5 separate regions of the Homo sapiens genome follow, and regions 2, 3, 4 and 5 are each linked to region 1. The links are chromatin loops, found by intact Hi-C in ENCODE. Cell type or tissue: dorsolateral prefrontal cortex. All regions are shown on one strand. Links, peaks and the distances in the headings refer to the core of each region. The heading gives the core; the rest is flanking DNA.

Evidence for each region. Hi-C counts contacts between places; a loop is a spot of excess contacts. Peaks named below come from ENCODE experiments on the same cell type or tissue, not always from the same donor. Only the 100,000 strongest peaks of a DNase experiment are listed, where the experiment ranks them.
Region 2: it touches region 1 in a loop (4-fold over the local background); 19 of 110 quality-filtered maps call a loop at or near these places.
Region 3: a loop joins it to region 1, with 5 times the contacts of the local background. A loop is called at or near these places in 55 of 110 quality-filtered maps.
Region 4: it touches region 1 in a loop (10-fold over the local background); 95 of 110 quality-filtered maps call a loop at or near these places.
Region 5: a loop joins it to region 1, with 9 times the contacts of the local background. A loop is called at or near these places in 44 of 110 quality-filtered maps.

Annotation. Positions count from the first base shown.
Region 1 is chr5:36,690,343-36,696,527 of GRCh38, forward strand. The region is part of intron 1 of SLC1A3-AS1 (SLC1A3 antisense RNA 1); the gene reads right to left. Among named protein-coding and RNA genes, the nearest start is that of SLC1A3-AS1, 32 kb to the right of the region's middle. RefSeq lists a silencer at 5,785-6,079. In dorsolateral prefrontal cortex, for the core only: a CTCF peak has its summit at 2,983 (motif pointing left); DNase peaks (open chromatin) are centred at 2,559 and 2,969; H3K4me3 peaks cover 1,000 bases; H3K27ac peaks cover 2,309 bases.
Region 2 is chr5:36,076,633-36,082,817 of GRCh38, forward strand. No RefSeq gene overlaps it. Among named protein-coding and RNA genes, the nearest start is that of UGT3A2, 13 kb to the left of the region's middle. RefSeq lists an enhancer at 2,783-2,832. In dorsolateral prefrontal cortex, for the core only: CTCF peaks have their summits at 2,716 (motif pointing right) and 2,920; no DNase peak of the experiment used is centred there; H3K4me3 peaks cover 409 bases; H3K27me3 peaks cover 459 bases.
Region 3 is chr5:36,504,482-36,510,666 of GRCh38, forward strand. No RefSeq gene overlaps it. Among named protein-coding and RNA genes, the nearest start is that of SLC1A3, 99 kb to the right of the region's middle. In dorsolateral prefrontal cortex, for the core only: CTCF peaks have their summits at 3,048 (motif pointing left) and 3,250; a DNase peak (open chromatin) is centred at 3,060.
Region 4 is chr5:36,412,121-36,418,305 of GRCh38, forward strand. No RefSeq gene overlaps it. Among named protein-coding and RNA genes, the nearest start is that of RANBP3L, 110 kb to the left of the region's middle. RefSeq lists an enhancer at 5,410-6,185. In dorsolateral prefrontal cortex, for the core only: CTCF peaks have their summits at 2,852 and 3,053; no DNase peak of the experiment used is centred there; H3K27ac peaks cover 584 bases.
Region 5 is chr5:36,262,845-36,269,029 of GRCh38, forward strand. RANBP3L (RAN binding protein 3 like) reads right to left here. Exons shown (of 14, transcript NM_145000.5): 5 at 2,605-2,676; 6 at 2,115-2,254. All of the region lies in intron 1 of LOC124900962 (a long non-coding RNA gene), which reads left to right. Among named protein-coding and RNA genes, the nearest start is that of NADK2, 24 kb to the left of the region's middle. In dorsolateral prefrontal cortex, for the core only: a CTCF peak has its summit at 2,770; a DNase peak (open chromatin) is centred at 2,797; H3K27ac peaks cover 744 bases.

The DNA of each region.
Region 1 (6,185 bases), core at 1,149-5,148:
GGCCAAAGCAGTCGGGACGTGTCACGCCGAGGGAGGGCTCCGAATGAATACGCTGACAATAAGAAGGAAGGGAGAGCGAGGGAGGTGATGGGCAGCGTCCTAGAGGGAAAGCGGGAGATGAGAAATCTACGAGATCCGCGAGGCGGCGTCCGGGGAGCGAGCCTCATAGTGGCCACCAGGGGGAATGCGGAGCTCACCTTGGGCCGCTTCCGCGGGGAGCTCTAAAGGGAGCTGGGGCACTTCCTCTTAGAGATCTCACTTGGGTAACATCGAATTCCAAGTCTGCAGTGCCGAGAGGGAGCAATCTGTGAAAGCCATCAAGTCAGGTTTAAAATTCCTCAGTGCCCCCATGTCACTTTTCCCTCTGTTCACCCTGCTTCTTCAATAGCCTCCCCAGAGGACCCCCTTCCTTTCTGGGTATCCTGTTTTGTCTCCCTTGTGCCTCATCTCCCTTCTCTCCCATCTCCTCTTCCGGATTCTCATCTCCCTCTTCTGTCACTTACATGTTTTGCAGCTACAGACAGGTACTCAGAAGGTGGCATGGTAACGGTTTCCTGCAGGTCATGTCTCATCGTGCCCACAAAACTGCTGTCTCAACCTTCAATTTTGAAACATTCACAGCATGCTGAATTCCACATATAAGTAGGGTTGTCAGATAAAATACAAGACACACAGTTAAATTTGAATTTCGGGTAAATAACAATGTTTTAGTATGAGTATTAAATAACAATGTGGTGGTGTAAGTATGCAAAATACTGCATGGGGCATCCTGTAATTTTATGTGTTAATCTGGCAACCCTCTAGACACTTGAAATGTGGAACTCAGAACAATTTGTATTTGCTTCAATGAAGCTGATATTATAGGTGAAAGAGGTTGCTTGGAGTGGGGGGATCTTCATTATAAAATAATCACCCCCATTTTGAATTTTTCTCTGAAAGCAAAAACATGCTTTAAAAAGCAATTTAGATCTAACATCTCCTACTATTAATTGTTCTGGTGACATTATCACTTATTATGTGCTTGTAAATCTTGTGGCCATAGTTAAAAAGCTTGATGAATCACCTTTAGGATTTCACAAAACTGTCTTGAATAAATTAAGCAATACCTCAGTTATCCATAGTTGAGATATTTAAGACTGACATCTGCTTTTGTTTTCTTCCCTCTCCTATTTTCTTCTTTCCTTCTCTCACTCCTTACTTCTACCCTCCCCACTGCCCCAACATAAAATATTTTCTGTAATCCATTACAGGGCTGAAAATTTTGGCATTCACATATTGTTCTCCAAAGACGGACACATTTTTTTCATTTGGGGAGCACCTATTAGAAAAGCACCCATTTTTTTTCATATTGTGCTATTCAAAGTTGATTATTTTCCAGTCTCTGTAAAGTTGAGAATGAGGCATTTTTCAGTCTCTTCAGGGAACTCCAGCCTCCATGAATGGGAATCATTCCCAAAAAAAACCCCTTTTTAAGCCAAGTCTGAAGGATATGAAAAAACAGGACCCAACTGACACCGCACAAGGGGAACAAAATCAAATCATAAACTCTTTCCAATAATGACATATGCAAAATCATGTAAAGATGGTAGTGAGTGTCCTAGAAGATGGTGTCAGATGACAACTTTTTTATTTCTTTTCCAACTCTTAGCTTCAGAGGATCATAAGTCCTGGAAGCAGCCAGCCAGGAGCTTCCAGACATAGCTGTCACAGGGGAAAATAAAGACCATTTGGAAGTCAGCTCAGCCCTGCACAATGAACTGATGACTGGCCTGCCCTGGGGAGAACTCAGCACGCAAAGATTTTTGTCGGCAACACAAACCTCTGAATGCTATAACCAAATTCCCCTGCCCTTGGCACTCCAGTGCCTCAGTGAGGCCTTCTTTCATTTAAGCCCATGAGGAGCTGTTAGCTAAAGAAGTGGAAAACAAACATGAGAAAGTCAGCAGGCATGTTAGAAAACTCACATGGCTAGACTAAAAATAGCTTTACGCTTCCTAAAACTTAAAGGCCTTCCGCTTCAGAGTGGTGGTTGAACTCAAACTTCTACACGGGGATGGGTTGAATCCACACTTGTTATACCTGAATTCTTAAGCAGTTCAGAGACCCTGGCTGGTCCATTCCCTGCACCTCAGCATCCTCATCTGTAGATGTGGGGATTGCATGAAACCTACCGTCTCCAAATCAACTTTCATATCAAGTGTCTGTGTATTGGAGGGGATGCTAGAGTTAAAACGCTTAGTTAAATGGTCAACTGCCCTTAGCATATGATAGGTTAAACTTCAACTTCCCTATCGTAAATGGGTATCATAATACCTTCTTTATTATGGTGTAATGAGAATTAAATAGATAATAACTAGATATAAGATTCTCAGCACAGTTCCTGGCACTCAGGGAGATTCTTAAGATGTTCAGAACAACACTGGCTCAGTAGGGAGGAAGAGGCACGGGGTGACGCTGGAGGAAGGGAGAGTGGCTCCCGGTGCCATCTGGACCTGCTGTGAGCTGGAAGGAACTCCCCGAGGAGGCCACAGACCTACATTGCCCGGGGGGGACGCTTTGCGGAGGTCGTCACCCCTGGAAACCGGCATCATGAGACACTGCCAGGCTTCTTCACGGAGGGGCCCGGGCCTCTGCGCCCGGGGCGGCCCAGCAACCCCTGCTCGCCTCCGCAGAGGCCTTTTGTCCCGCGGGCTCTCCCAGCGGCCCCGCGCTGCGTGGCCGTTTTGTGAAGGGCACAATCCGATGTTCTGAGGAGACCACCCAGCTTCCTCTCCCAGAGTCTACCAGAGAACAAAACCGCCCCTTCGTGTGCCAGCGACCTCCCCTTCTGCCAGACCCCCTCCCACTGGCCTCCTCCCTGCCCTGCCAAGCGGGGACGGAGAGCCAGCCGGCCCTGGCCCGGTGGGAACCCAGTTGATGGTGCGCTTATTAGCTGTCCTGAGCGCGGGGACAAACTTTCTGTACCTGGGCCGCTGCTGCCACCCTGCGGCCAAGACCTTTCTCTAGGCCCCGATGACCCAGAGCAGCCCGGACCAGACAACGTGCAAAGAGGAGCGCTTACAGCAAACTCCTCCCTGAGGGGCTCAAGGAAGGCTGGAGAGCCAGGAAACAGTTCCGATGGCTGAAGGAAAAAGGAACTCATGCTCTGTGGCCACAGCACTGATTCTCAAAGTGTGGTCCCACAACCAGTATCAGCATTCCCTGGGAACTTAGAAATACAAATTCTCAGACACCACCCTAGACCTACTGAATCATAAACTCAGAGGGTAGACCCCAGCAATCTGTTTTTTGGTTTGGGGGAGTTTTTTAGAGATGGATCTTGCTGTGCTGCCCTGGCTGAAGTGCAGTAGTTATTCGCGGGCACAATCATAGCGCACTGCAGCCTGGAAGTCCTGGGGCTCAAGTGATCGTCCTGCTAAAGCCTCCCAAGTAGCTGGGACTACAGGTGCATGCCACCTTGCCCTGCCCAGCCATCTGTCTTAAGAAGCTGACCAGGGGATTCTGATGCACACCCAAGTTTGAGAACCACTGGTCTAGACTCTAAAAAGAAACAGACCTCAGAGGTGACAGAGCAGGATGCTAATCCTGGCTTTGCCTATGAGCTGTGTGACCTTGGGCAAGTTTCTTAACCTCTCCTTGCCTCCTCTGATTCCTATCATGATGAAAATCATTCCTAATTTCCAGGATTGTTGAGGATTAGATCAGAAAGAAAGGTGAAGTCACTGACATATATTCGTGCTTGATAAAAGGTGCTTGCTTCCGGTGTTATTATAATGGGGTCATAAATGTGCCCGCATTAACACTAGAATGTACAGAGAAAACACAATTCCTCTTTTCATTTATTTAGCAGGTATTTATGGGATGCCTACTGTAATGGGCAATGTTGATAAAGCCCCTCCCTCCAGGGAGGTACATTTTAATATCTGTGTAATATAGGGTGCTATGGACTGAATTGTGTTCTCCCACCCTTCACCAACATTCATATGTCAAAGCCCTAACCCCCAATGTGACTATATTTGGAGATGAGGCTTATAGGAGGTAATTAGGGTTAAATGAGGTCACAAAGATGGGGTCCAAATCCAATAGGATTGGTGGCTTTCCAAGTACAAGGAGAGAGAGAGAGATCTCTTTCCACAAGCACACACCAAGCAAAGGCCATGTGAGGACACAGTGAGAAGGCAGCTGTCTGCAAGCCAAGAAGAGGGCCCTACCAGAAATAAGTCATGCTTAGAGGGTCAGAGGGTCAGACAGAGGCATTCCAGTGAAAGCAACACCGTAAACTGACGTATCTTCCTCTCCCCACACCTCTGCGAGGCAGTTCATCCAGCACGCTGCTTTTGAGCATCGATGTGGCTGGACTACACAAGCAGGATTACTCTATTCTTAAAGATTCCCAGTTGCTGGTTTTAGAACTTAATCCCCCTTCCACATTAGAAATGCCCTCCTTTAGTGAAATTGTAAAGTTCTCTTACCACATATAGTATAAAAACCTTCAAGTACAGAAGGGAAAGGCATATATAGCCTGGGCTGGGCACGGTGGCTCACACCTATAATCCCAGCAACTCGGGAGGCCAAGGCAGGAGGACTGCCTGAGCCAAGGAGTTTGAAGCCGCAGTGAGCTATGATCGTGACATTGTACTCCAACCTGGGCCACAAAGCGAGACCTTGTCTCTAAAAAAGAGAGTGAGAGACAGGAAGGAAGGAATGAAAAAAGGGAGGGAGGGAAGGAGGGAGGGAGGAAGGCTGTTGTGTAGCAGGTGCCTCACAGTGATCCTGTGAATAGACAGAATTCTCCTCATTTCACACATGAAAATGTTGAGGTTCAGAAAATAAGCAGCTTACTCCAGGTAAAAATCGCAATTTGAGTCTCTCTCCAAATCCAAAGCAGGTGTTTTTCCCCTTAGACTGTTTTAACCATGGAAATTATGTCTGGTCAAGCACTGCAAACCAAGAACTTCATCTGAAACATACTGTGGTAATATCTCCTAGGCCAGTGTTTCTCTTTTTTTTTTTTTCTTTGAGACGGAGTACTGCTCTGTCGCCCAGGCTGGAGTGCAGTGGCACTATCTTGGCTCACTGCAACCTCTGCCTCCCGGGTTCACGCCATTCTCCTGCCTCAGCCTCCCGAGTAGCTGGGACTACAGGCGCCCGCCACCGCGCCCGGCTAATTTTTTTGTATTTTTAGTAGAGACGGGGTTTCACCGTGTTAGCCAGGATGGTCTCGATCTCCTGACCTCGTGATCCACCCGCCTCGGCCTCCCAAAGTGCTAGGATTAGAGGCGTGAGCCACTGCACCCGGCCTAGGCCAGTGTTTTTCAAACTGTAGGTTGTCAGTTTAGAGGGTCCCAATTAGTATTTTTTAGTGAAAGAATAGAGCAGAATAGAACAGAAAATATCACATGTATTAAAGTATTGTTTCAGGAAATTTTTATTATAATTGTGCGCATGTGTGTATAGGCTTGTAACTTGAGTAACTTCCATTTCATGATTAATAAGTGTAAAGCCACAGTTCCAAGCTTTTTCTGATCAATAATCCATCACCAATCAATAATTTTTCCACCCCTTGAATTCAAGAGTTTGACTGGCTTGCTGTTTCCAGAACTGATCACCTTCAAGGAGCTTTTATCTTCCAAATACAAACTGTTTCTTAGGAAGTGATGCTGTGGACTTTCATATTAAAGAGCCAAGTGTTCTACCACCACACATTTCCAAATTCAGTTCTGGGTTCTGTAATATATGTTCTTCTGACCTAGCCTTCCAAAATCACCCCACACTGATGAATGTGAAGATGGGCACCAAGACCAAGTTAAGCTTCTCTTAGACAGTACCTGCTGGTGCTGCTTGCCAAATGAATAAGCGTGCCCTGGCACCTAGCTCTGGAAACAACCAAGTAGAGGAATCTCTTGTTAGCACTGACATCTGGTGGTCACTGAGAGGCCAGCACCCCAGCATCTTGAACTTAAAAGTATGCACCTGGGAACCAGGCACCAACCCCGACGACTCCAGCAGAATTGATTCCTCGTCCCCCTCCTCTCCTGGACCACCTACCTTCTCCATGCAGCTGGACTCAGCAAGCTGGAGAGAAAGATCAAGGATTTAGAGTCGGATGCAGCCAGGGTCCACAGCCTAACACGTGATCCCAGGTAAACTATCTAAACTCTGTAAGACTCAGCTGCAAAATTGGG
Region 2 (6,185 bases), core at 1,004-5,003, 610 kb before region 1:
CCAGGATGGAGCAGGATGTTTTGTTTTTTAACGAAAACAAAAACAACAAAAAAACGGTCTCACTCTGTCACCCAGGGTGCAGTGAAGTGGAGTGATCACAGCTTCTTGCAGCCTTGACTCCCTGGGCTCAAGAAATCTTCCCACCTCAGCCTCCCAAGTAGCTGGGACTACTGGCACACACCACCATACATGGCTAATTTTTGTATTTTTTGTAGAGATGAGATTTCACATTGGTGCCCAGGCTGGTCTCAAATTCCAGGGTTCAAACATTCCACCCATCTCAGCCTCCCAAAGTTTTGGGATTACAGACATGAGCCACTGCACCTGGCCGAATTTTTTATAGTGGGTTAATTTTTATTACTTATACAACTCCAAAACTCATTATTGGTCTATTCATGGTTTCCATTTCTTCCTGGTTCAACTTTGGGAGGCTGGGTATTTCCAGGAATTTATGCATTTACTCTAAATTTTCTAGTTTGTGCCCATACAGATGTTCATAGCAGTCTCTGAGGATCTTTTATATTTCTGTGGAATCAGTTGTAATGTCACCTTTGCCCTTTCTGATTGTAGTTATTTGTATCTTCTCTCTTTTTTCCCTGCATCTAGCTAGTGGTCTATCAATCTTGTTTATCCTTTCAAACAACTAACTTTTTATTTCATTGATCCTTTTTATGGCTTTGGGGGTCTCAATTTCATTTGTTTCTGCACTGATTTTAGTTATTTCTTTTCTTCTGCTAGCTTTGAGTTTAGTTCTTGTATGTTTGTTCTTGTTCTTTTGTTTGTTCTTGTTCTTGTTCTTTCAGGTGCAACATTAAATTGTTAATTTGAGATTTTTCTATCTTGATGTAGGCATTTAGCACTATAAACTTTCCTCTTACCACTGCTTTTGCTGTATTCCAGAGATTTTGGTATATTATACCTCTATTTTCATTCATTTCAAATAATTTTTTATTTCTCTCTTAATTTTATTATGTACCCTAAAGTCTTTCAGGAACAAGTTGTTTAGTTTCCATGTAATTGTGTGGTTTTCAGAGCTCCTCTTGGTATTGATTTCTAATTTTATTCCACTGCGGTGCATGATGATGCTTGGTGCAATTTCATTTTTTTAAATTGGTTAGGATTTGCTTTATGACTGAGCATGTGGTTAATCTTTGAGAAAGTTCTGTGCACAGATGAGAATAACATATATTCTGTGGTTGTTAGCTGGAGTATTCACCAGATGTCTATTAGTTCTGTTTGGTCAAGTATCAAATTTAAGTCCAGAATTTCTTTGTTAGTTTTCTGTCTCTGTGATCTGTCTAATGCTGTTATTATGTTATTATATGGCTGTTTATCTCCTTTCTTACTTCTGGAAGTAATTGTCTTATAAATCTGGGTGCTCCAATATTGAATGCCTATATATTTAGGATAGTTAAATCATCTTGTTGAATGGAACCATTTATCATTACATAATGCCCTTCTTTGTTCTCTTTTACTATTGTTGGTTTAAAGTCCGTTTTATCTGATACAAGAATTGCTACCCCTGCTTCTTTTCATTTTCCATTTCAGTGATAGATCTTTCTCTATCCTTTTATTTTGAACACGTGAGATGGATGTCATGAAGGCAGCAGAGGGTTAAATCTGTTTTTTATCCATATTGCCATTCTATGTCATTTAAGGAGCGCATTTAGGCCATTTACACTCAAGGTTAATATTGATATGTGAGGTTTTGTTTCTATTGTGGTATTATTAGCCAGTTGCTAGTTGTTAGCTAGTTGCTTTGTAGTTTCTATTATGTAGTTGTTTTATGTAGAGTCTATGGGCTTTACTTACACGTGCTTTTGTTGTAGCAGGTATTGTTCCATGCTCAGAACTCCTTTTAGCCTGGATCTGCAGCTGTGGTTTGGGCAGCTGCAGTGGCACCCAGGAGGGCAGGGTTCCTGCCTGCTCCTGGACCTCAAGAGCACAGGGAGGCTTAGATCTGCCTGCTCCATGGGGCGTGCGACTCCTGCCTGCTCCGTGGGGCTGCGGCTCCTGCCTGCTCCTTGGTCGTGCAACCCCGTCCACACCCCTCTACTGCAGCCTGCGTGATGGCAGCGGCAGGCCATCTGGAGCTGCCGCTGCCATCACTTCTGCTTAGTTTTTTCTATTGTTATGTCTTCCAGCTGTATTTTGAAATCTCTGTAGTGAATTTTTCTATTCCAGAAATTCTGTTTGGTTCTTCCTTAATATAACTATGTCAACTTACATATCCTGGATCATTTTTCTGGTTTCTTTGTATTAGATTTCAACTTGCTCTTGGATCTCATTGTGTTTCCTTGCAATTCATATTTTGAGTTACCTTTCATTTCAGACATTTCCGTCTAGTTAGGATCCATTACTAGGTAGCTGGTGTGATCCTTTGGAAGTGTAAAACACTGTTGCTTTTTGTACTACTGGAGTTCCTGTGCTGATTCCTTCTCATCCAAAGATGCTGTAACTTCTTTTTTTGAATTTGCTATCATTTGGGTGAGGCTTTTTCATTTTTTAATTTTTTCCCTTGGGGGTGTATGACTGTGGTGCATATTGTGTATGATCATTTGGCTTAGTTTCTAGGTGCTTTCAGGAGACAAGTATTCTGTACGGGTTCCTTGGTTGTGGATGGGTTCTAGGCGGTGGAACCTATCCACAAGCTATCTCAGATGCTGTTTGCTGTAGCTATGTATTTTTTGTTTAGTGGTGGAGTTCAGATGGAGCCCAGTAGATGGCGATAAAAAGTAAGAGCTACCAGGTAGGCTGATGCCTAGTGTACGTGCCCTCCCTGATGAGGATGGCAGAAAGAGATCCTGTTGGAGTATGCTGAAGTCTCACGGGAAGGTGGAGCAGAAAGTGCATCAGCTCCTTGTCCTGAGCTGGCAGGAACACGATCTGCTTCCATATCATGCCCCGTCACAGGGCTCATGACCTGTTTACAAAGGCTTTGTTCTTTGGTTCCCGGCCACAGTGTAGCTGTACACCACAGATTGACCTCTCTGAGGGATACCACTAGTATGGGGGTCAGGGCAGAATTTCTTCCCCCAGTCCAGAGCAGGAAACTTCATGGTCTGTCCTCAGTTGCCGGGGCACGGCTGCTCCATATAGGGAGGGGAAGTTGGACCCCACCCTTCATCCCATTCTATTGTTAATGAGAATCTGATTGTTACCAGCTCTTACCATCATAAATAAAGCTACAATGAACATTCTTATGCATGCCTTTTGTTGGAAATGTGCATTCATTTATCTTGGTATGAATCTAGGAGTGGAATTCCTTGATCACAAGGTAGGGTAGGTTAAGCTTTCTTAGATATTACTAAAGAGTTCTTCTAAGGATTGTACCAGTTTCCACTACCACCAGCAATGTATGAGAGTTCAACTTGCCCCACAGCCTTCCCAAATCTGGAATTGTCAGTAAGTCTTTTTAGTGTTAGTTATTAATATCTCCTTGTTTTAATTTGCATTTTCCTGATTACCAATGATGTTGCATACTTTTGAAATATATTATTGGCAATTTGGGTAGCCTTGTTTATGAAATGCCTAAGCAAGTATTTTGTCATTTTTCAAATTATGTGGGATTTTTTTTGTTTTGTCTTATTTTTTGTAGGAATTTATATATATTCTCGATCAGAGTCCTTTGTTCAATATACATTGGGTGCTGTCTTCTCCCAGTATATGACTGGTCCTTTATTCGCCTAACGGTATCTTTTGATTAATGGAATTTCCTATTCATAATTCTAAGGTATTTATTTTTTTATGTTTAGATTAGTGCTTTTCATACTGTCCAATAAAAAATACCTTGCATATTCTGAGTTCAAAAATACATCGCTTGTTTTTTTCCAGAATCTTTATTGATTTATCTATTATACTTCAGTCTATGATTCATTTCAAATTTTCTATGTACAGTGCTGGGCATTTTTTCCATGTGGGTATATAATTGCTTCAGCAACATTTATTGGGAAAAATTTTTTAACTTTTATTTCCACATTGTATTGGGGTTTTGGTCATAAAACAAAAGATCATTTTTTGTGGGGTTATTTCTGAATACTACTATTCTGTTTCATTGATCGACCTTGATAGCCTTATTCTAATATTATACTGCCTTAATCACAGTAGCTTTAAAGTAAATCTTGAAATCTGGAATTCTAATTTTTCTGAAGTTCTCCTATTCCACATTGCAAACAACTTGTTAATTTTAACAAAGACATTTATAGTATAATTATATAGTAATTTTATAGTTTTCTCAAGATTTAATTGAATCTAGACATCAATTTGGGTAAATTGATTTCTTCACAATGTTAATTCTTCCAATCCATCTCCAGTTAATTACATCCTCTTCAATTTTTTCCAAGGTTTTATAGTTTTCAGTGTACAGATCATTTAATTTATTTAAAAGATTTTGTTTTATGATTATTATAAAATGTACTATGACATTTTATGTCAATTTTCAATTGTTTATTTCTGGTATATAGAAATACAATTGATATTTGTAAACTGACCTTTTATCCTATGACAAGGTTGGGTTCATTTAGTAATAGCTGTAAAACCAGACCTGGTACTGAGAGTTTACTGAACCATTTGTGATTCCCTTGGATTTTCCATGTACCTAAATGCATAATCTGCCAAGAGTTTTATTCTTTCTTTTTTATTTTATTTTTTGGCCTAATTGCATTCCATGGACTTCCATATAATGTTGAAAGGAAATGGCGAGAGTGGACCTGCCTGTCATGTTCCTGACTTTAGGGAAAAGAAATAGAGTTATTTTTTCACCATTGAATGCTACGTCAGTTTAGAATTTGTAAATACTTTTTATTAGATGAGGAAGATTTCTTTATATCTAGTTATGAAATAGACAATTTTTGAATATAGATCAATAAATTAAAATGCATGTTATAATCCCTAAGGGAACCACTAGATACACGTACGCATACACATACAAATACACATGAACATACACACCCACCCACACACATGCACACACACACACACACACACATACAAACTAAAAAGTCAATAGGGGAAATAAAGCGGTGTAATAACAGTATACCTCTAATTCACCCAAAGAAGACACAAGAATAGAAATTAAGTAGCAGGTGGCACAGCTCAGTGCCCAGGGAGTCCTTCTTAGCCCACAGTTTCTCCCAAAGGAGAAAATGAAAACTGAATTACAAGTTTTCTCAGCCTGTGGTACACTGCCCACCCAGAACATTAAGGGGATCAGGAAAATTGAAATGTCTGGGACAGCTAGAAGCATTGAGAAGGGGAAGAAGTACACAGCAACTGGTGTGTGATTCTCAATAGCTGGACATGGATTCTGCTAAGTGGCTTGAGGATTCTAGCAAAAGGCCCACCCATAAACCCCACACAAGGAAAACTTGCTGGCAGACTCCCCCATTAACAAACTAATGCATGCCTTAAACATACTGTGTGTCCATCCAGGATGTTGCCCTGTGCATCTCTGTGCACAAGGCCTAAGTACTCCTGCAAATGGCACATGGATCTGAATAGCAGATGCAGATTTTAGCAGCAGGTTCAACTCCATTGGAATGTGAAAAGAAGCACACAACCTTGAAAACTTTGGGGCATTGTTGGGTAAAACAGATAAACTCTCAGTACCAGGTCTGGTTTTACAGGACTGAGAGACAGAACATAATCATAAGACTTCCTCCCTTAGAGGGAACAAGAGGAGTGAAGCAGATGCATCCATAGAAAAGGTCTGAGAGACCCCAGAATCTCTAGTGGGACTTACTGAGGAAGGTCTATCTCTCGCAATGCTAGAAAGTAGACTGACATAGGTGACTACTTTTGCAAATGCAAACAAAGAAAGAAAACCCTCAAAGAACACAAAGAATCAATGAATTATGGTATTACAAAAGGAACACTATAAAGCTCTGGTGGCTGACCCAAAATAAATAGAAATCTACATACGGCCTGACCAAAAAAAAAAAAACAAAAAATAATCATTTTAAAGAAGCTTAGTGAGTTACAAGAGAACAGATAGACAACTAAGTGATATCAGAAAAACACTACAGGAACAAAATGGAAAGTGCAACAAAGGGACAGAAACCATAAAAATAAGCCAACAGAAATTCTATACAATATCTGGCTGAAAAACTCAATAGAAATCCTCAACAGCTTGATAGAAATCTAGCAAGTAGAAAAAAAAGAATTTGACAGCTGCTCTGTGAAAACCT
Region 3 (6,185 bases), core at 894-4,893, 190 kb before region 1:
TTTATGGCCTTTGTGTAACTCTTTAAAGCAGACATACCTTACTCTTTGGGAACAAAGTTTCAGTATTTGGTTGGAAAGAAGGGAAATGGAAAATAACCTTCTGTTTCCCAACTTTACACCTTCTGATTTAGTAAGTCTCCAGGTACTTTGTGAGTTCTTTCCAGGCAGATTCTGTGAGAATGAACAGCTTCAAAGATGTTTCCAAGAGTGGGTATGAGAGATCTTAATCATAAGAAAGAAAATATTAATGCCTATTGCATATCAGAAACTGTCACATCTCCTGAATCAAAAATTCCATGCAGCCTGCCTCCATTTAACAGATAACTCACTAGATCTCAAAAGGGTTGCCCAAGATCAAACAGCAGGTAAAAGGCAAACTTGGGATGCAATTCTTGGTTTTCTGATTAAAAATCCAGTGTTCCTTTTCCTATACTCTACTCAAGATAATGAATTTGAAAGTGTTTCAGATGGAGAATCCAAAATCCAGGGGCCCAGCTAGTCCCTGGTCCCTCAGCTGATTAAAGAGGGTATCAGACTAGAGGATTATAAGGCCTCACCCAGCTCCATCCTTCTGTGATTATTTTTGAGAAATGATGTAAATAAAATAGAAGGGGAAGCTCAGCTCAGGTATGCAATTTATGCTTCTGGCTTGTCAAATTTCCTTGAGGTATGAGGTCAGTGGGGGTAAAGGGAACATGGCCAGACTCATTTAAGAGAGAGATGCATGACCAATTTCTGCATGCAAAAGGCCTCCAAAGCTGCAGGCATGGCAGCCTGACTCAACAAAGACTTCCTCCCACTCAAACACATGTAAATACTGGATAAATATTTTAAAAAGCTAAAATACCTAGCTTGAAAGAAACCCAAGATAATTCCCAGGTGCCAGACACAAAAAGAAAATTTAAACTCAGAGACATAAGCTTCAACTAACACAAGAAGGACCAGGAAAGAATCAGGCCTGGATACGGGCCCTACAGTAAATTTGGCCTGGAGGCTGCTCGGGCTGGAACTTATACCTCTGTTTAAAACTGGGACTCTCAAAAATACTTCCAGGACTTGAGAGGGTAACTAGAACTTTGTTTACTGCCTGGGGATGACAGGAAGCAAGCTATCTTTTCTGGACTGTGGGTGGGAAAAAATATATACATCCTGTGAAAAGCCCCAAACCTAACCTGGGTATGGAGTATGAATTTAAGCTATCTACATGTTATAAGAATCTCAAGCAAGATATTAACATCATTACTGGCCCATAACCAGTGGAGCCACAGGAATCTAGAGAGAAGTGATATCAAACTGCTCCGTAAGGAGTTATCTGTAACCCAGAGTATACAGGACTCTCACTAGAAGGAGAAAAAGCTTATAGTAAATAATTACTAACCATATGATTAAAAAGTATCAGCAAGGAGCATCAGCTGATACAACACATGGAAAAATAATGAGGCTGAAAGCTAGAAATAATGAAATAATCTCAAAGATGCTGAAAATAAGTATGTTTCAAGAAGACATAATAAACACATCAAAATGATAGGATTCTTAAAAAGCAAGCAAAGGACTTAAAGATAATCAAATTGAACTTTTTTAACAGAAAAATGTAATCATTCAAATTTTAAACTCAAATTAAATAGCAGATTAAATGCACTTAAAAAGAACTAGTGAGCTGGTAGATTGATTTGAGAAAATCATCCAGTATGAAACACAGAAAGATAATAACATAGAAAATCTTAAAGAGAGTTTGAGAGCCATGGAGGGTCGACTGACAAATTCCAACCTGATTGAACTATAAATTCTAGAAGAGAATGGAGGGAAGGGGGTTAGAAACAACTCAAAGAAATAATGGCTGGGAATTTTTCAGAATTGAAGAAAGCCCCTGAATTCCAAGTAGGATAAAACAAAACAAAACAAAACCAACAAAAAGCTCACAAAACTACATACGTTGGAGCCAAATTTTTAAACAAGAAATAAACTCTTAAAAGCACCTGAAATAAGACAGGCACAGAAAGACAAACATCACATGTTCTCACTTATTTGTGTGATCTAAAAATCAAAGCAACTGAACTCATGGACATAGAGAATAGAAGGATGGTTACCAGAAGCTAAGAAGGGTATTGGGGGCTGTCGGGGAGGTGGGGATGGTTAATGTGTACAAAATAAATTAGAAAGAATAAATAAGACCTACTATTTCATAGCACAACTGGGTGACTATAGTCAGCAATAATGTAATTGGACATTTTAAAATAACTTAGTAATTGGATAGCTTGCAATTCAATGGATAAAAGCTTGAGGGGATGGATACCCCATTCTTCCTGATGTGCTTATTTCACGTTGCATGCCTGTATCAAAACATGTCATGTATCCCATAAATATATGCACTTACTATGTATCTACAAAAATTAAAAATAAAAAAGCACCTGAAAAAAGATATGACACCTAAAAAGAAATGACAATTAGGCTGACCAGAGAATTATTATTAGCAACAATAGAAGAGTTTCTCTTATACCCAACTAAACTAAAAATATTTTCAAAAACTAAAGCTAAAAAAAGTTTACCATTGACATCTATTGCTGAAAAAACTACTAATCTGATGTACTTCAGAAAAAATATAATTGAACTCAAAACAGGGTGTGAAGCAAGAAGAAATAATGAGCAGACAGGTTAATCAAAAGCATTGATTTAAAACAGCAAGATCATCTAATCCAGAAGAGCCAAAAGCAAGCAAAACTAAAATACTAAGGAAACATAACATGGAAGATTGAAGGGGCAGTTTTAAATCTTTGTATATTGGGGAGGGGAAACAAAGAAATATTGACCAGTAAAGTATGCATGATAGAATTTTTACTGTAACTAATAAAATATTTGAAATAGAAGGAATACGTTCAAGCCAATAGAAGGAGATGAAGGAGTGTTGTAATGAAAACAAACAAAATAATAAAAGAAAAAAGGAAGATGAAGAGGAAAAATAAAAGCACATGGACAGAGTTCTTGGAGGTCTAGTTTCTGGTTCAAATTCAAAACTCATCCCAGCCCCTGTTGAGGTTGGGCGCCACCTGGTGGTGATCATCTACTCTGGCTTGAATATTGATGGGTGGTTTCTGAGTCCAGGAACTGGCTGGGGACCCACTCTCTGCCTCCACTGCCTGCCATTTCTCCTCTGCCTAGTCCTCTTCCACATACGTAGAAGATGAAGACTTTAATTCACCTCCTGATTAAGAACAAGGGCTGGGCAGACCGTGGGAGCTCATCACCGACTGCGTTAGACCAAAATTTGTGTTTTGACCAGGAGTTATGACATTCAAAGAAATAATAAAAGCTCAAAATTTATGATTGAATATTCAACTCCAGGAGTTAAAAAAAAATGAACAGGGTAACCCAAGGAAAGCAGAATGAAAGAAATGACAAAGGTAAGTAAGGATTCAATGAGTTAGAAAATAAACAACAGATGTCAAGAAAATCTAAGTTTTTCTTAAAAGGTAACTAAATTAACACCTGGCACAGAAAAAAGTATACACAATTAAAAATGTTAAAACGGAGCATAATTGGGGATGTTCCAAGATGGCCAAAAAGGAACAGCTCCGGTCTGCAGTTCCCAGCATGATCAATGCAGAAGACGGGTGATTTCTGCATTTCCAACTGAGGTACCTGGTTCATCTCATTGGAACTGGTTGGACAGTGGGTGCAGCCCACAGAGGGCAAGCTGAAGCAGGGTGGGGCATAGCCTCACCCAGGAAGTGCAAGGGGTCGGGGGATTTCCCTTTCCAAGCCAAGGGAAGCCGTGACAGATTTCCCTTGGCTAGGAAAAGCCAAGAAAACAGGACCTGGAAAAACAGGACACTCCTGCCAAAATACTGCACTTTTCCCAAGGTCTTAGCAACTGGCAGACAAGGAGGTTCTCTCCCGTGCCTGGCTCCATGGGTCCCACACCCACAGAGCCTTGCTCACTGCTAGCACAGCAGTCTGAGATCAAACTGCAAGGCAGCAGCCTGGCTGGGGAAGGGGCATCCGCCATTGCAGAGACTTGAGTAGGTAAACAAAGCAGCCAGGAAACTCGAAATGGGTGGAGCCCACTGCAGTTCAACAAGGCCCACTGCCTCTAGACTCCACCTCTGTGGGCAGAGCATAGCTGAACAAAAGGCAGCAGACAACTTCTGCTAACTTTAACATCCCTGTCTGACAGCTCTGAAGAGAGCAGTGGTTCTCCCAGCACGGCATTTGAGCTCTGACAACGGACAGACTGCCTCCTCAAGTGGGTCCTGACCCCCATGTGGCCTAACTGGGAGATACCTCCCAGTAGCAGCTGACAGACACTTCATATAGGTGGCTGCCCCTCTGGGATGAAGCTTCCAGAGGAAGGATCAGGCAGCAATATTTGCCGTTCTGCAGCTTCCGCTGGTGATACCCAGGCAAACAGGGTCTGGAGTGAACCTCCAGCAAACTCCAACACACCTGCACCTGAGGGACCTGACTATTAGAAGGAAAACTAACAAAACAGAAAGGAATAGCATCAACATAAACAAAAAGGTCATCTACACCAAAACCCCATCTGTAGATCACCAACATCAAAGACCAAAGGCAGAGAAAACCACAAAGTTGGGGAGAAACCAGAGCAGAAAAGCTGAACATTCTAAAAATCAGAGCACCTCTTCTCCTCCAAAGGATTGCAGCTCCTCGCCAGCAACGGAACAAAGCTGGACAGAGAATGACTTTGATGAGTTGGCAGAAGTAGGCTTCAGAAGGTCAGTAATAACAAACTTCTCTGAGCTAAAGGAGGATGTTCGAACTTATTGCAAGGAAGCTAAAAACCTGGAAAAAAGATTAGACGAATGGCTAACGAGAATAAACAGTGTAAAGAAGACCTTAAATGACCTGATGGAGCTGAAAACCATGGCACGAGAACTTCATGACTTATGCACAAGCTTCAATAGCCAATTCAGTCAAGTGGAAGAAAGGGTATCAGTGATTGAAGATCAAATTAATGAAATAAAGGGAGAAGAGAAATTTAGAAAAAAAAGAGTAAAAACAAATGAACAAAGCCTCCAAGAAATATGGGACTATGTGAGAAGACCAAATCTACATTTGATTGGTGTACCTGAAAGTGATGGGGAGAATGGAATCAAGTTGGAAAACACTCTTCAGGATATTATCCAGGAGAACTTCCCCAACTTAGCAAGGCAGGCCAGCATTCAAATTCAGGAAATACAGAGAACACCACGAAGATACTCCTCAAGAAGTGCAACCCCAAGACACATATTTGTCAGATTCACCAAGGTTGAAATGAAGGAAAAAGTGTTAAGGGCAGCCAGAGAGAAAGGTCAGGTTACCCACAAAGGGAAGCCCATCAGACAAACAGCAGATCTCTAGGCAGAAACCCTACAAGCCAGAAGAGAGTAGGTGCTAATATTTAACATTCTTAAAGAAAAGAATTTTCAACCCAGAATTTCATATCCAGCCAAACTAAGCTTCATAATTGAAGAAGAAATAAAATCCTTTATAGACAAGCAAATGCTGAGAGATTTTGTCACCACCAGGCCTGCCTTACAAGAGCTCCCCAAGAAAGCACTAAACATGGAAAGAAACAACCAGTAACAACCACTGCAAAAACATGCCAAATTGTAAAGACCATCAATGCTATGAAGAAACTGCATCAATTAACAGGCAAAATAACTAGCAAACATCATAACGACAGGATCAAATTCACACATAACAATCTTAACCTTAAATGTAAATGGGTTAAATGCTCCAATTAAAAGACACAGACTGGCAAATTGGATAAACAGTCAAGACCCATCAGTGTGCTGTATTCAGGAGACCCATCTCACATGCAAAGACACACATAGGCTCAAAATAAAGGGATGGAGGAAGATCTACCAAGCAAATAGAAAGCAAAAAAAAACAGGGGTTGCAATCCTAGTCTGATAAAACAGACTTTAAACTAACAAAGATCAAAAGTGACAAAGAAGGCCATTACATAATGGTAAAGGGTTCAATACAACAAGAAGAGCTAACTATCCTAAATATATATACACCTAATACAGGAGCACCCAGATTCATAAAGCAAGTCTTTAGAGACCTACAAAAGAGACTTAGGCTCCCACACAATAATAATGGGAGATTTTAACATCCCACTCTCAATATTAGACAGATCAATGAGATAGAAGGTTAACAAGGATATCCAGGACCTGAACTCAGCT
Region 4 (6,185 bases), core at 957-4,956, 280 kb before region 1:
AGTGATGATGAGCATTTTTTCATACTTATACATTTTTAAATAATTAAATAATATAATTGGATTGTTTGAAACACAAAGGATAAATGTTTGAAGTGATGGATACCCTATTTAACCTGATGGGATTATTATGCATTGCATACCCGTATCAAAATACCTCATGTAACTTATAAATCTATACACCTATTATGTACCCATAAAAATTTTTTAAAATTTAACGAAAAAATAATACAGTACTAAAAAAAAAAAAGAAATAAAGAAAATAAATGAAATGACCAGACAGGTAGGAAGTGTGTTTTCTGGATTTGAGTGTGAAATTACTTATGAGCAATTGTTATTTAATTGATTTAAAGCACAACAAACCATTTGAATTATAAAAGGGATGCTTGATAAATCTCTTTACATAATTCAGTGTGGCCTGGAGTGCTCGTTGCTTCTACTTTTGAGTAATATTTCCAAATATTTAAGACACGTAGAGCAATTTTAACTGAATGAACATCTACAAAGAGCCTACATCTAACATCATAATTAATGGTAAGACACTAGAAGCTCTTCCGTTAAGATCAGGAACAAGGCAAGTATGTCCCCTCTCATCACTCCTTTTCAACATCATACTGAAAGTCCTAGCTAGTGCAATAACACTAGAAAAGGAAATAAAAATTACATTGAGTGGAATATGAAAACTCAAAATTGCCAACATGCCAGATCTTCCTTACTTGCTATAGCAGTCCCAAAGTCCCAGCAATTTCTTTTGTGGATATCAACCAACTGATTCTAAAGTTTACATGCAGAAGTGAAAGACCCAGAAGAAGCAAAAAAAAGAAAAAATTGGAGGAAAAAAAAAGACAGAGGACTGACACTACCAGATTTCAAGACTTACTATAAAGCTACAGTGATTAAGACACTGGGGTATTGAGGAAAGGATAGACAGATCAATGGAACAGAAGAGAGACCCCAGAAAGACAACACAATGGAACAAAGAGTATTTTCAACATAGAGTCAAACAACTGAACATTCACAAGGAATAAAAAGAATCTAGACATAGATTTTCCGCCCTTCACAAAAATAAATTCAAAATGAATCACAGACTTAAATGCAAAATCCAAAACTACAAAACTCCTAGAAGATAACATGGGAGAAAATCTTGATTACCTCAGGTATGGTGATGACTTTTTAGATACTTCAAAAGGCACAGTCCATGAAAGAAATAATTGATAAACTAGACTTTATTAAAATTAAAGACTTCTGCTCTTCAAAAGACACTCTCAAGGGAATGAGAAAGCGAGCAATAATTTTGGAGAAAATACAAAAGACATGCTGATGAAGGACTGATATCCAAAATATACACAGAATCCTTAAAACTCAACAATAAAAAACATGACAACCAAATTTAAAAATGGGCAACAGACCTGACAGTTGCCTCAACAAAGAAGATATACAGATGACAAATAAGCATATGAAAAGATGCTTTACATAGTATGTCATTAGGGAATTGCAAATTAAAACAACAGTGATATCACACTTATTAGAATAGCCAAAATGCAAACCACTGACAACCACCAAATGTCGACAAGGATGTCAAGCAAGAGGATCTTTCATTCATTGCTAATGAGAATGCAAAATGGTACAACCACTTTGGAAGGCAGTTTGATAGTTTCTCACAAAGCTAAACATATTGTCACTATACAATTCAGTAATCATGATCCTTAGTATTAACCCAAAGAAGTTGAAAACTTAATGTGTTTTTCCAAAAACCTGTATATGAGTGTTTATAGCAGCCTTATTAATAATTGCCAAAACTTAGAAGCAACCAAGATATCCTCTGGTAAGTGAATGAATACATAAATTATTGTCCATTCAGATAATGGAATATTATGAAGTACTAAAAAAGTAAGCTATCAAGCGATGAAAAGGCAAAAGGGAAGCATAAATGCATATTAATTGATAGAAGCCAATCTTAAAAGGTTACATAATGTATGATTCCAACTATTAAATACAAGACACTCTGAAAAAGGCAAAACTATAGACATAGTAAAAGGATCAGTGGTTAGCAGGGGTTAGGGAGGACAGAGGGGTGAATAGGCAGAGCACAGAGAATTTTTAGTGCACTGCATTAGTCTGTTTTCATGCTGCTGATAAAGACATACTTGAGATGGGGCAACTTACAAAAAAAAAGAGGTTGAATTGGACTTACAGTTCCATGTGGCTGGGGAAGCCTCACAATCATGGCGGAAGGCAAGGAGGAGCAAGTCACATGTCACATGGATGGCAGCAGGCAAAGAGCTCGTGCAGGAAATCTCCCCCTTGTATAATCATTGGACCTCATAAGACTTATTAACTATCACAAGAACAGCACAGGAAAGACCTGCCCCCATGATTCAATTACCTGCCACCAGGTCCCTCCCACAACACGTGGGAATTCAAGATGAGATTTGGGTGGGGACAGAGCCAAACCATATCAGGCAGTGCACCTGTCAGTATGATATTATACATGTCATTAGATATTTATAGAATCCACAGAATGTACGTTAAGAGTTAACACTAATGAAACTATGGTCTCTAAGAGATAATGATGTGGGTTCATTGATTGTAACAAATATGCCACTCTGATGAGGGGTGGTGACAATGGAGGAGGTTTTATGTATGAAGGGGCAGGGAGGATATGGAAATCTGTATACCTTCCACTCAATTTTGCTCTGAACCTAAAACTGAAAGCCTATTTTAAAAATCTGGAATAAAATTTTTTAAAATTGCATGTTAAACTCAAGAATTTTTTGAAAGTTTTCATATAAGAAAATGAACTATGTTCCTTGTGGTCTAATAAGAATATTATATTTCCTTCCTGAAGGTGGCGTTTGTGTACCATGGTCAAAGAATGCTTCCCTCATTTGTTAAGGGAAAAAAAAAAAAAAAAACCTTTCCCGGACAGTAAAACATCTCATAAAACTGTCATGAGTAATTCCAGCAGCTGAGCTGAAATGGACAGCTACTCAGAACACCTTTGCTTTTCCATGACAGGGGTGAGATTTTATAAATTAAGGTTATAGACTTACCTGCGAACACTGGGACCTATAACTCAATTTACAGATACCTTGAAGCTGAAAGAGTGTTTGCAGAGCCTACACTCTGGGATGTGTTACAGGCACAAGGAAGTTCATGAGCTAAGACAGGCCACTAAATCTAGCTAAGATGGCTCAACAAAAATGAGAGTTCTCAGGCCTGCGCAGAACCTGTGACCAAGTTGCTGTTAGCCATAAACACCTGCATTGTGGGAGCTATTTGAACTTGAGAGAAAAATCCCCTAATTAAAAGGCACCTAAGCCCAAATTCTGCATAACAATTTGCTCTGGAGCATGTTAAACTCACAGATTTCTGGACTTCAGATATCCTAATGTCAAGAGTGTCATCGGGGCACAGGAATCTACATTTAAGAAGCTTCCTAGGATGGACGATTACTCAGATATATAAATAGAACAAACTCCTGATATAAGCAGCAACATGAACAAATCTCAGAAACAAGATTCTGAGCAAAAGAAACCAGACACAAAAGGGTACACACTGTGTGTGTGTGTGTGTGTGTGTGTGTGCGCGCGCGCGTGCGCATATCTATATATACACACACATATACATAACATATAAAGTATGTGAGTATATATATTATATATATATATAAAGTTATAGAATGAATACAACTCACCAATAGTTATAGAAATCAGGTCAGTGGTTGTATAGGGCAGGAGGTTAGGTGGATTGACTGTAATGGGGCATAAGAGAACTTTCCAGTGTGATAGTAATATTCTACATTTTTATTGGAGTGGCAGCTACATGGGTGTATACATTTGTCAAAACTCATGTAACTGTACACTTAAACTATGTACATTTAATTGCACATAAATTGTACCTTGATAAAGCTGATTTAATAAAACAGACTTCCTAGGTGATTCAAACATACATCTGGGTTTGGGAGCCACTGATCCTTTGCTACTGGAGAATGACCAGATCATAAGTGCACTTGAGCCACACTGGGGCTCCTGTGTGGCATTTTTATTTCCATTGACAGAACTTCTGAGCCCCAGGGCACCTTCCAGACCAAGTTGTCTGACTTCTAGGTTTTCTATATGTGTTAGTCAGGGCTCTCTAGAAGGACAGAACTAATAAGATATGTGGATATCTGAAAGGGAGTTTATTCAGGAGAATTGACGCACACGATCACATGGTAAAGTCCCACCATAGGCCGTCTGCAAGTCGAGGAGCAAGGAAGCCAGTAGTGGATCCGTCTGAGTCCCAAAACCTCAAAAGTAGGGAAGCCGACAGTCCAGCCTTCAGTCTGTGGCAGAAGGCCCGAGAGCCCCTAGCAAACCACTGGAATAAGTCCAAGAGTCCAAAAGCTGGAGAACTTGGAGTCTGATGTTTGACAGCAGGAAGCATCCAGCACAGGAGAAAGACGAAGGCTGGAAGACTCAGCAAGTCTGCTCTTCCATCTTCTCCTGCCTGCTTTACTCTAGCTGTGCTGGCAGCTGATTAGATTAAGGCTGGGTCTACCTCTCCCAGCCCACTGACTCAAATGTTAATCTCCTTTGGCAACACCCTCACAGACACACCCAGAAACAATACTTTGCATCCTTCAATCCTAATCAAGTTGACACTCAATATTAACCATCACACTATATGCAAAACCTGAAGCTCAGAAAGGTTGAGAGACTTTTCCAAAGTCACACAGTAAAATACCAGCAGATATCAGATCTGAATTTCTGACAGCTTTTGCTATTCTCAGTATCACACTGCATCCAAAGGAAGAAGAATGAGAAGTGGAGAGCAGATGCTCCTTGCTCTGATTTTGCTCATTTACCCTTCATTACCATCTACAGGATGGAGCTACCTGGTTACCTGAGCCAAGGAAATAGAATACAGTCCAATTTTATAAGGAATGGCTGAAAGACTTTGGTTTCAGACTTGTTTATTTACTCATTCAACGAATAACTAACCAATATTTGTTGAGTGCTTTCCAGTCACAGTTTAAGGCACAAAAGCCAGTAGTGAATAAAACACACAAGATCTCTGCCTTCAAAGAGCCTATTATCATCAACAATAAAGAAATAAGCAAATACATGAACAAGAAAATTTCAGATGGTGGAAAGTGCTTGAAGAAAACAAACAAGGTAATTGATAGAATAACTGCAAAGGAGGGTCTATTTTAGCTGGGCTTTTCAGAACAGGCTGTGCTTGAGATAGTGACAGCGAGGAGCATGAAATATGGCTGGAGATGGTGGAGAGACTGAAGGCAGCTATCTCAAACACGTCAAGAGTTGTCATGTAGAGAAGTGTGCTTGCCTCATGCTGACTCAGAAGGTGAAGTGAGAAAAAATCTGAGTGCAAGACAGAGGTTGAATTCAGATCAGTTTAGGGAAGAACTTTCCAACCTAGAAGAAAAGGAATTAATATTTACTTGAAGCGTACTATGTCCTAGCTTCCTTATTTGTAATATTTTGTTTAATGCTTTAAAAAACTGTAGGTGGTAAGTGAAACAATATCTATTGGAAGGAGCGATCTCCCCCTCTCAAGAAGTATGCATGCTCCCTGGCTAAGATAGAGACAGATGAGTGAGGGGTTCCTTAACCTTGCGGATCCGTGCCCCTGCAGATGCTGCCCTAATTATGTCATAGAAACCAATGGAAAAAGGAAATCAGATTCCCCAGATTCCACCCCCGCCCTCGCCCCAGGTAGTGAAAAGTTAGTGAGACTTCTTGAAAAACAATAGGGTGTTTCCAGGTTAACTAAGCTTTAACCTTTAACCAAATTCTCAGGAAGGGCTTCCCTGAATATTCTCCCTGTGGAATGCAGCAGAATGGCACTCTAATGCCTCCCTCAAAGAGAAAGTGATAAGGCCATGAGCTGCTCTTGAGGATGAATACCAGCAGGAGTGGGAAGGGTGCTGAGCTACCTGTGACCTATAGAAACTCTGCCTGGCTCACTTCCCTTCATTAAGAGAAAATGTGCTTGATTCACTTCAGGAAAATGAGATTATTTATGAGAAAGAAGTACCCTTGATTGGAGGCTCTTAAACAAGTGGCTTTCCAGAGAGAACAGTTAAGTCTCCACCACAGACAGCCCTGGGAAGAAAAAGACAGCCCTAGATATTTTGGATAATTTGGGCATTGACCTTCCTGAGGACTAGTGCAAGGAATGAA
Region 5 (6,185 bases), core at 887-4,886, 430 kb before region 1:
CTCATTACCTAGTCATTCAGATAATGTATCTCTCAGCCAAAATGGTAGTTTTCACTCCTATGTTGGTTAAAATAGTTATTTAGGCATATATTGTTTAATCTATACATAGTAAGTAACCATTGATTAATGATAGGATGAAAATAATTTATCTGATTTTGATATACAAGATAATAAGAAATATAAAGATAATGGTTCTACAAAATCCACCTAGAGATAGTTTTCACAAAATCTTTAAATTACATTCATTTGGTCAAAATTCTTACATAGGATCTTATATACAGTGTGTCTCTGGATCTTCAAAGATCAATAAATGGAAAATTTAATGATGGGCATTAAATTTTCTTTTTAATGATGGGCATATACAGTAGGGCTTTTCAATAACTGGAAATAAGGTTTATTCCCTAGACCTTATAATTTATTCAAAAATAAATATAAACAATAGCTTGAAATTTTCTCTTAAGCTTGGATCATTTAAGAAGAAAATGGAAGAAATATATTAATAAATTTTATTTTAAAATATGCAATGCAATATTTACAAAAATTCTGCCAAGAAAGAAATATTGATGTATTTTTGATGTCATAACATGTAATTAAAATCTTGCTCTATATTTATAGTGCATGCCATTTTAAAATCAAATGCAATATAACTTTTTAGAAATTAGTCAACATATTATACTTTCTATTACATAATTTAAAACAAGTTAAACACCATGCATCACTTCTTTTTTCTCTTTTCTTTTTTGAGACAGTCTGGCTCTGTCACCAGGCTGGTACCATCTCGGTTCACTGCAACCTCCACTTCCCGGGTTCAAGCTAGGACTACAGGCACATGCCACCATGCCCAGCTAATTTTTGTATTTTTTGTAAAGACAGTGTTTTACTATATTGCCTAGGCTTGTCTGGAACGTTTTAGCTCAAGAGATCCACTCATCTCGGCCTCCCGAAGTGCTAGGATTAAAAGAGTGAGCCACCACGCCTGGCCACTTCACTTCTTAAATAAAAGTAAGGAATTATGTAACATGGTGATAATTATTACATTATATTTAAGTGAAAACAATAATATACTTATCTAAAATTGAAGACATGTTTTACTTAAAAATTACTTATATAGCATGCATAAATGATGAAATGATTTTTTAAATTCATAATGGATCTCTCCAAATAATATCTTACAAAGTAAAGAGTTTAGGAATATAAAAATATTGGAAAGTGCTGATCAAGTTCAAGTCCCTTACTTTGCTGATATAAAAAGATGTTGAATGGGTGCTTTGTTTAGATAAACAAAGATAGCAGCAGAGGCAAGATTAGTACCAATCTGGTATTTTTTTACACTTCCGTGTTTCTGTCCTTATGTTCACTAAGGGAAAACAAAGCGAAACTATGTGACCAATCCTCAGTAGTTCAGCTGGAAACAAATGGCTAAGATGGAATAACTCTCAAATTCCAACCTACCTATCTTGAGTCCTATTCCTCCTGTGTCTGCTTCTGCTGGAAGACAGGTAGCACTACAGCAATTGAATATATCCCCAAACCCATATCTGCACGGCTTGTGTAAGTTACTGTCTGTTTAGAAAGGCCTACAAAGAGTGATTCAGACACTACATAGTTGGAAGTTAGAATTCTTATCTGTCTCTAGAGGCTTCCCAAACCCTCCCAACTACACTGTATAGGGAGTTCTCTGCTCCTGTTATACTGGAATTTGGCTCTGAAATGAACCTCTGGTATGACCTAAACTGGCAACGATACACTGTGATGTTGACCAGTTGGCGATGTAGAGAAAATCCCTGCCTCTTTTTTGACTACTGACTCTGGCCCCTGGCTCCCTCATTGCTGTCCCCATTCTCACACAGGGTCATTGCTCTGGCACAAGACCCCCAGATTTCCACTACCCAGTACTCAACTTTACAACTTTAGAGAGACCACAGATTTGTGAGACTACAACTCTCCAATGTCAGAGTACAACTTTGAAAAGTTTACCAAGGGCTTTATGCTATCTAGCCCAACAACAAAACAAAGCTCAGACAACTCCTATTTCTGGATATGGGGGCCCCAAACAACCTGCAAAAAGAAAGATGAGGGATTGAGGTCAGTTCCGTTATCCTGGGCTTTCTCACCTTATTATTTGTTTTTTCTTTAGTCTTGCAAGATTCCAGTGCCTTGTGTCCAAATGTTTTTCTTACTTTTGCACAACTTCGAGCTTGAGGTAGCTGCAAAATAGCAGGTCTAATAACATGTTTAGAATGTTTCACAGGACCTTAAAAGAATAGAATTAAAGGATAAATATATGTTTACTGAAATATTCCTTTACTCCCTATTTTTAATTAATATAATTCTTATTTTCTAAAGTCATGTTTAAATGAGGGACTAGCGTTAATTAATCCAAGTCAAAATAACCATTGAGTTCCCCAACATTCACACCCTGCCTAGCTTTTGCCCAATAACTATTCATTTTGATCATGAAACCTGGCTTACTTGCATTATTTCTTCATGTTTTGTCACTCTGACCTACCTCCATGCCCCCAACACACGCACACATATAGGGAGATGAAAATATAGGTGGTAAAATATACAATTTCTGAGGTTCTTGAAATAGAAGCTACATACCTTGTTCAGCACTCTTTATATCAACACTACTTTGCACAAGAGCTGATGTCATAAAAACATTGTTTTTCCTCACTGTAAGAAAAAATATTTAAATTTTTTTAAATACAGAAGAGTGTCAGATTCTACACTATTTGGGGCTTAACAATCCCATTCCGAACTCACCAGCAGATGTCGCAATTGGCACTAACAGAGTAGTAGGTAGTGCCCTCTGGAGCACTGGCTCTGCGAAAAATGGGATTGCCAGCCAGGCGCGGTGGCTCGCGCCTGTAATCCTAGCACTTTGGGAGGCCAAGGCGGGTGGATCACCTGAGGTCAGGAGTTCGAGACCAGCCTGGCCAACATGGCGAAACCCCGTCTCTACTAAAAATACAAAAAATAATGAGCCGGGCGTGGTGGCAGGTGCCTGTAATCCCAGCTACTCGGGAGGCTGAGGAAGGAGAATCTCTTGAACCCAGGAGGTGGAGGTTGCAGTGAGCTGAAATCGCACCACTGCACTCCAGCCTGTGTGACAGGAGCGAGACTCCATTTCAAAAAAAAAAAAAAAAAAAAAAAGATATTGCCGGATGCGTCCTGCTACATAGTTCTGTTTACTTTCAGATATCTAAGTGAAAATTAGGTGACTAGCAGAAAAGGCAGTCTTTTTTTTGAATCTTTAAATAGTGCACTGTCAGAAATTCTACAGACTACAAAATCTGAATTGGTAATGAACCCTCCGGCATTAATATATAGCTCTTATAGAATATTATAAAACTGTTAGCAAAGTCTGCCCACACTCCCTGACTTTTTAATGAGTATACCTGAAGAAAGAAGTAAAGATGACAAATCTGCTAAGTTATTTTTCTACAAACATGTTGGTGGGGTAAGACTGTGGTGGTGGCTCCGAGTATAGAATTTCTATACATTTCAAAGGGATCTCCTCTTCATTGCAAATTGCAGAAACAGCAACCTTTGGCATTTAATGAAAATGAGAAAAGAATAATTGCTTCTTCAAAGTATTCTTTAAGGTGTTATAAATGTTGGGGTAGAATCCCTTCTCTACTTCAGAGTTCAATTTAATGTTTTTTATGATCTTTATTATTGAACATCAACAAAAAAAGAGCCATATTTTTCTCCTGCTGAACACCACTAACATTCTGCACAACATAAAACAGAATGATAATCTTTCTTTTTGTGTGAGTGTCCAGTAAAAAATGAATTAAAGCACGTGCATAGATAACTTAAAGTCGTTCCTTTGTTTTATGTATAAATACAATAAAACAGAACACCTTTGCCTCTGGGATTAGGATCTCTATTTCTATGTCTCTCTCACTTTTTTTTTTTTTCTTTGAGATTGAGTCTCTCTCTGTCATCCAAGCTGGAGTGCAGTGGCATGACCTTGGCTCACTGCAACCTCTGCCTCCTGGGTTCAAGCGATTCTCTTGCCTCAGCGCCCCAAGTAGCTGGAACTACAGGCGTGCAACACCATGCCCGGCTAATTTTTGTATTTTTAGCAGAGACCAGGTTTCACCATGTTTGCCACGCTGGTTTCGAACTCCTGGCCTGCAGAGATCTGCCTGCCTTGGCCTCTCAAAGTGCTGATATTACAGGCATGAGCCAACACGCCCAGCCAGGATCTCTGTTTCTCTTAATGTCTGAGCTTGTCAGTCAGGTTAGAAGGACTAGAGACACTAAAAGGTGTCTCTTCTGCATCTGAAAGTTACTTGATATACTGTTGCTCAGTCATGCCTGCAATTATTAATAAGAATACAGATTTATTCATTGAAAAACTCTGTTGTTCAGGCCAGGCATGGTGGCTCACGACTGTAATCCCAGCACTTTGGGAGGCCGAGGTGGGCGGATCACGAGGTCAAGAGATCAAAACCATCCTGGCCGAAATGGTGAAACCCCATCTCTACTAAAAATACAAAAATTAGCTGGGCATGGGTGGTGTGCGCCTGTAGTCCCAGCTACTTGGAAGGCTGAGGCAGGAGAGTCACTTAAACCCGGGAGGCAGAGGTTGCAGTAAGCTGAGATCACGCCATTGCACTCTAGCCTGGGCGACAGAGCCAGACTCCGTCTCAAAAAAAAAAAAAAGAAAGAAAGAAAGAAAAAACTCTGTAGTTCCTGGGTAGAGGGGGATCAATTCAAATGAAGTGAGTAGTTTGTAATTTTTCTTTCTTAGTGGCAAACTTAACTTGGAAAAGGCAATTGATTGTTTAGTAGAAATAAAAACATGAGAATAGAGATCATTTTAATGTGGAGAAAATGCCAACCATTTCAAATATTTTATTATGATAAAACAGTTTTACTAAGCAAAACATTATAAATTTCAAGTAAAGAGGAGTAATGTTTTAATTAGTGGAAATTTTAATGGATTTCTATGCTAAGCTTAAAATATGAATCTAAAGCATAATTGCATGTTTTAAATGCTATTACATTATAAACTATGTAGATGGACAATAGTAAGTAAAATAATGCAAATTGTTTTTACTTTTATAGGGCTGCCTTAAATAAAATAATACTGTTATAAATGTGAAATCCTAAAAAAACATGAAGTTCAAACTTTCTACCAAAGGTAAAAACATATACTCAGAATTTGTGAAGTTAGAATTCATAAGGTATTCTTCGATGCATACTTTGCTAAGGCCTCTGTTTATTTCTAAAGTGTCAGCATTTTATGATCGCTAAAAAAGAAAAGTCATCATTAATAAGAATGATTTTGAAAAGTCAGTGTCAGGCTTGAGGTTCTAGAAACTCTTTATTACCTGGCCCAGAATGGGGGAAGGTTGGGAGGTTAGTGACGGATGAACATCTCATTTGCTTCTGAGACAAGGTTGACACTAAAAGCAGATTGCAAACTAAAGTCAGTAAGAAAGTGGGTTTTTTGTTTTGTTTTCATTTGGAGTTTTGCTGTTTTGGAAAAATTTCTGTATCACTAATTTAGAAAAATCTTTTTATTTCTATTAATAAAAATGAGTACATCTGATGAAGATGATAAATTAATTTCCATTCAATTCCATTCAACAGTAAATATTTATTTTGTGGTCACCATATGTAAGACACTATCAACCATGAAGATGACCTCGAGGAACTCACAGTGGAGGAAAAATATATACATAGATGCTGTATTACAAGGTGGAAGGCATAGAGCTCATTATGAAAGGAATCCCTGGAGTGCTTTCAGCATAGAAGACAAGCAAACTAAGTTACTGGTTTACTCAGAATACAGTGTATGATAAAATTATTTTCAAGGGGTAGGCATCCATTTATTTAAATAGGCGGTTACTTTTTTTTTTTTTTCTTAGGAGTCTCACACTGTCACCCCACCTGGAGTGCGGTGGAGCAATCTCGGCTCACTGCAGCCTCCGCCTCCCAGGTTCAAGAGATTCTCCTGCCCCAACCTCCCAAGTAGCTGGGACTAGAGGCACCTGCCACCATGCCCAGCTAATTTTTTTTGTATTTTTAGTAGAGATGGGGTTTCACTATGTTGGCCAGGCTGGTCTCAAACTCCAGACCTCATGGTCTGTCCACCTTGGCCTCCAAAAGTGCTGGGATTGCAGGTATGAGCCACCGCGCCCAGCCTGTGGTTACTTTAAAAATGG